2 separate regions of the Homo sapiens genome follow, and region 1 is linked to region 2. The links are chromatin loops, found by intact Hi-C in ENCODE. Cell type or tissue: Calu3. All regions are shown on one strand. Each heading gives the region's core, and the rest is flanking DNA. Links, peaks and the distances in the headings are about the cores only. Region 1 overlaps LOC101927281 (a long non-coding RNA gene). Region 2 overlaps LOC101927358 (a long non-coding RNA gene).

Region 1 (2,929 bases), core at 304-2,803, 1.1 Mb before region 2:
CTTCCTAATGTTTACTTTGTTTTTTAAGTAAAATATAAACTTTATATACCTTTTTAGTTCTCCTCTACATTATATAGATGGATAGTTAGTAGATAGGTAGATAATTATTTCAGTAATTGCATTTATTTATCAACATGAAAATGTTTATCCTATCGATAATTTTGAAGGGCTATTATTGTACTGTGTCTAGCAAGTAATCACTCTCAGTTTATGTATCACTTTTGGAATGAAGATGTTTAACTGCATAACTAAAGTGCTATATTAATATCCTAAGTCATTAAAAACACTATTTAAGCTAAATGAATTAGTTGTGTGGTGAATAAAATTAAAATAATAAGCCTATGACATAATGTACAATATAAATTTTATGTCCATTTGATTAGGTATATGTTACTATTATCATCATAATAATTCTTACATAATTTGATTATCTTGCTAAATTATTATCAATTTATGTCTACCACTTACTAAGAAATTAGTGAATGTTACACACTGTGGTGAACACTTTATATATAATTGACAAAAATAAATATTGCTATCTAAAACCATGGCTGCCTTATAAAGCTAGTGGTTCATTGTAAAATAAAGGCTCTTTTATTCTTTTGAGAATCTATGATAAGGAACAATTTGTAAAGATAGACTCTGCTGAGTTTGGAGTAATTGCCATATTTTTTCTGCAAAAAGGCAAAGAAGAATTTGGAGTTCCTGTGGGTGATGAGGAAAGTAGTGGGAAGAAGCTCTGAGTGATTTGGCAGGAAGCAAGAGGATGTGTTTTGAAAATGGCCCAGAAAAGTTTTGATTACAAAATACCTACTATTCACTTTAAAGAATTTTTGCATTTTTGTCTATCTATCTATCTGTCTGTCTGTCTGTCTGTCTGTCTGTCTGTCTGTCTGTCTATCCATCCTATCTATCTATCTATCTATCTATCTATCTATCTATCTATCTATCTATCTATCATCTGCTGTGGTTTGAGTGTGTCTCCTCTGAAATTCAGGTTGAAATTTGAATCCCAGTATGGCAGTGTTGGAGATAGAACCTAGTGGGAGGTGTTTGGGTCATGGGGGAAAATCCCTTATGAATTAATTAATGCTCTTTCGTGGGAGTGAGTAAGCTCTCACTCATGCAGGAATGGATTGGTTTCCAGTAGAGTGGGTTGTTACAAGCAAGTCCAACCTCTTGTATGTGTCTCTTTGCATGTGCCCACTTGCCCTTCTGCTTTCCACCATGAATTGAAGGACAAGACCCTCACCAGATGCGCTGCCCGATCTTTGGCTTTCCAGCTCCCAGAATCAGAAATCGAATACATTTTTTTTTAAATAAATTACTCAGACTTAGGTGTTCCGTTATCACAACACTAAACAAACTAAGATGGAAAACTGGTACTGAGGTATGAGGTGTTGCTATACAGATAGCTGGAAATGTGAAAGTGGCTTTGGAACTGGGTAATGGGTAGTGGCTTGAAGAACTTGGAGGAACAGGTCAGAAAAGGCCTGTACTGCTGTGCACAGAGCATCAAAGGTTTTATAAGGGGCTCTTCCCCCCTTTCCTGGGCATTTCCCCTTCCTGCCACCTTGTGAAGAGCATTATGGTGAGGGCGCAGGAGATGAGAAGACTAGGGAAAGTTTGGAACTTTTTAGAGATTGATTACATAGTCATGACCAAATGCACATAGAAATTTGGTGACTAAAGGCCATGCTGATGAGGACTCAGATAAAAAATGAGGAGTAGCTTATTGGGAAGTTGTTGTGCAAAAGTACACTTGTTATACATGTACAAAAAACTTGGTTGCATTGTGTCCGTGCTCTAGGGCTTTATGGAAGGCAGGACTTAAGAGTGATGAACTAGGATTTTTGGCAGAATAAATTTCTCAGCAAAATATAGAAGGAGTTGCATAGTTACTTTTGGCCACTTGTGCTGAGATTTGAGAGCAAAAGAATAATTTAAAGACAGAATTTATAATTAAAGGGAAGCAGAGTGGAAAATTTTGGAAAAATTGCAGCCTGACTACGTAAACAGCAAAAAGCTGTATTTGGGAGAGAGTGCTAAGGGTGTCGCTGCCCAAGGACCCCTTGATAAAGAGAACAAAAGAGAGCATGAACAAAAGAGAGTCAGTGCTGTGTGCATCAGGACGTAGTGAAAAAGGCCCACAGGCCTCAGAGGGTAGAATGGTTTCCAGAGACAGGCTTGCGGTAATCTCCACCAGCTCACTGTTTAGAGTTGCCTTGGGAACGTGACTCCTGCATTTTGGTACTCTGGTCACTTCAGCCATAGCTCAAGGAGCCGCAGGTGTGGCTTGAGTTGCTCCTTCAGAGGATGCAGGTGGTAGGCCTGTGGAGTGTCCACATCCACATGGTGCTGATTCATCAGGCCTATATAATGCAAGAGTCATGGAGGCATGGCAACCTTTATCAAAGGATGTACAAAACTGCCTGGGAGCCCAGGCAGAAACCTGCCTCAGAGGCGGAGCTGCCACAGAGAATAGTCACTGGAGTGCCTAATGGAGCTGTGGGAGTGGGGTTCCCACCCTCTGGACCCCAGAATGGTTACAGCACGAGAAACATGCAATGCCTACCTGAGAAAGCTACAGGCACTGGACTCTAACCAGCGAACAGCCACGCGAGCTGCACTCAGCAAAGCCATAGAGGTGAAGCTACCTGAGGCCTTGGTGGGCCAACTTCCAACCCAGTGTATCCAGGAGGTGGCATATGGAACATTTTGGAGCTTTAAGATTTAATGTCTGACCTGCTAGGTTCTGAACTTGCTTTGTGCTGGGCACTCCTTTTTTTTTTTTTGCCCATTTTCCCTTTTGGAATGGGAATGTTTGCCCAATGTCTATCCATTGTAACTTGGAAGTAGATAACTTGATTTCTGGTTTTGCATTCTTACAGCTTGAAGGAACTTACCTTAAGTCTCAAATGAGACTTTT
Region 2 (2,929 bases), core at 223-2,722:
AGCTTCGTTCTCTTCCAGCCTAAAATCCTCAAAAAAAAAGCTTATGTTGTATTTTTTTCCAAAAACATTTACTTTCTTACATGAAGAACACAATTTTGAATATTTGTCTCAAACTGTTGTAAATAGAAGCTTAAAAATAAAAACAGCATCTACTATACCCATAGCCTCTATAGTGTGGCACTTTCCTATAGAAAATGTGCTGAATTTCAGTCAAAACACATTTTTTTCCTTTTAGTATGTGACTTAAATTGATCTTTTCTCCTACTAGTTTTGCTGAGAGTGAGATTATAATCAAATGTTACATAGCAATAGTCAAATGTTACAGCACACCATGCCTTTCATCACTGTAGCCTATCCAAGTGTTTGTCCCGAGGTGAATCTGCCTTTTACTATTGAAAAATTGATGCCGGAGACAGTTACACATCTTGCCTGAGGCCATGCAAAGCCAACAGTAGAAATACGAAGTTAATCATGGAATCAAGTATCCCTTTTTCCCTTGTGTTTACTCTTAGATATCTCTACTCCAAAAACTTATATTTTTAAGAAAAAAATTTTTATTTAGTGCACATTTTCTAGTAAGTCCATTATTTGGTTGTAAACTTCTTGAGGGAAGGAGCAATTCTATTGATTCTTGGTATTTAGCAATGTACATCCAATGGAAATTTGTTATAATTACATAATTAATTATATGTCTTCCTTTCCTTATTTCAGAAAGTATTTAGAGGAGCTTTCCGGAGCATGTAAACTTAGGATATAAGCATATAAACTTAGGATATGCTCTTTCCAGAGCATATAAACATATACAATATAACAAATTAAAAGTGAAAGTGAAATATAATGTAAAATATTGTGTGAGATGTAGAAGCAAGATGAAAGGTAAAGCCTGGGGATGCGGCTAAAATGTGTTTACAATCTTGCAAAATGTTATACCGGCTACAAATGGCTCCCATATTTACTTCTAAACTTACTAATAGCAAGTAAGAAAAGGGGAATTAGATCAGTTATCCCATTCACAGAAACTGACTACTCAAAAAACCACCTACTGCCTAAGAGAAGGAATCTTCTTGATACAACAAGCAGATACATACCCTCCAATCTACTGTTACATATGTGTTAAGTAACTTGTAGTGATTGATTTTGTTTTGGTTTAGTTTGGCTGGTTGGTTGGTTGGTTTCCTACACATTTCTCTGCCTCTAGGAACTTGGCAACTTACTAATACATTTACTAGCTAGTAATACCCTAAGCTAAACAATGTCTCTTATTCATAAATTTGTTTAACAATATCAAATCATGTCCCTTGATGGCTGGTGAAATGCTAAAAATTGGCAGAGTGCCGTGATTACAGTCATTCCTAGGATTTGATCAATAAGAAACATTCTGATCTCTGTATTGTCTACCCATTTCTCTCTTGACCCATATAGGTTCTTAATCTTCTAGCCTTTCCTACAAAATCTGTTTCTGGAATTCCCCTGACACAGGTAGGCAGCAGCCAAGAGAGAAGGCAGTAGTGCCACCTGGTGCTCAAAGAGATCAGAGCTTGTACATACCTACTCTCCCACTTTCTGCTCCTCCCACCACTTCTAATAAGATTGCCTATAAACAGTACCCACCCCCTTCTTGGGCCTTCCACACTTAGCCCTCAGTATGCATTCTGCAATGCCTTCTCCCATTCATTCTCCCTCCCAGGCTGCCTTCGATGCTCATTTTATCAGTTTTCACTTGTAAACACATTGAATGGTGGGAGGAGAGTCACATGATGTGAGTAACCCCACAATCCTGGCTGGTACCAACTCCAGTGTTAAAATATAGATGTACCAAAGTAAAAATATTTATTGCATTTTTGGGCATTGAACATTGAAAGGATTCCAAATATCGAGGACCAGGGAGGAAATAAGCACAGATGCCGCCATTTGGTGGGTTGTTGTTGTTGTACATTTCAGAGACAAAATACAGTAAATGTTTTACAGACATAGTTGCATTACTATGCGTCCCCTGACATACTGTGCTTGTCACTTTATTATTTAGCATTTATGCGGTATTTTATCTGTCCTATATTATCTTTCACAAGCCTATCAAATAGACTATTTTTATTCCTATGCAGAACCTTGTCACAAATGACCAGACATGTTAAATTTCCCTCTCATCATACTGAAAGTTCCCAGTGAAAGCTGAAGGAAATTTCAATGCCTTGTCCTTTGCCTTCTATCAACTGATTCATGAAATGACCACTAAAGTCCTAATAATGTATGAGGAAAGGAAATAGATATAAAAATATAGGTCTGTATTCATGGAGCTTTCTACTCTGATGGCCTGGGGATTCCTGAGCATCAAACGAAAATTTGTATCACAATGTGAGTGTCCTAGCTAGGTTAATAGACTAGAATTAAGTTATGCACCATAGAGTATAATCATTTGTTGTGTTTGTACTAAACTCCTGAGTATGGCACAAGAGAGAGGGAGAGAAAACAGAAAGAAACAGTTTAAATGTGCAGCTAATTCCCCACACTGTTCCTTTCAGTGAGCATACACCCTACCGCATGCGTGTGACAGAAGATGGCGGTCAGTGGTTCTCAGCCTTAGCTCCTCATGCATGTACCTCTCAGTGTGGAGCACTGAGTACGTGTCTAGTTTTAAAGACACTATGTGTCTTTATTATATATAACCACGAAACATAAACTACACATAATCCAACTGCTTTACGTGTGCTTAATTCATGAAAGCGCAAACTGGTCCCAATATCTGAGGGAAGCATGCTCTATGTAGGACTCACGGAGCAATAGTATGTCAGTCTCAATGTGGCATCAATGTAGACTTAACATGTTCTATTTGATGGGCTATTTAAGGTATTTTCAAGGGTGATATAACTATTTGTGATTTCCACTTTATGCCTTAATTTCAGACCCTGACACCCAAGGAGATGTAACTCAA

Evidence for each region. Hi-C counts contacts between places; a loop is a spot of excess contacts. Peaks named below come from ENCODE experiments on the same cell type or tissue, not always from the same donor. Only the 100,000 strongest peaks of a DNase experiment are listed, where the experiment ranks them.
Region 1: a loop joins it to region 2, with 4 times the contacts of the local background. A loop is called at or near these places in 3 of 110 quality-filtered maps.

The regions. Positions count from the first base shown.
Region 1 is chr9:73,263,724-73,266,652 of GRCh38, forward strand. The region is part of intron 1 of LOC101927281 (a long non-coding RNA gene); the gene reads left to right. Among named protein-coding and RNA genes, the nearest start is that of ANXA1, 110 kb to the left of the region's middle. In Calu3, for the core only: no CTCF peak of the experiment used is centred there; no DNase peak of the experiment used is centred there.
Region 2 is chr9:74,378,390-74,381,318 of GRCh38, forward strand. All of the region lies in intron 2 of LOC101927358 (a long non-coding RNA gene), which reads left to right. Among named protein-coding and RNA genes, the nearest start is that of RORB, 120 kb to the right of the region's middle. In Calu3, for the core only: no CTCF peak of the experiment used is centred there; a DNase peak (open chromatin) is centred at 1,502.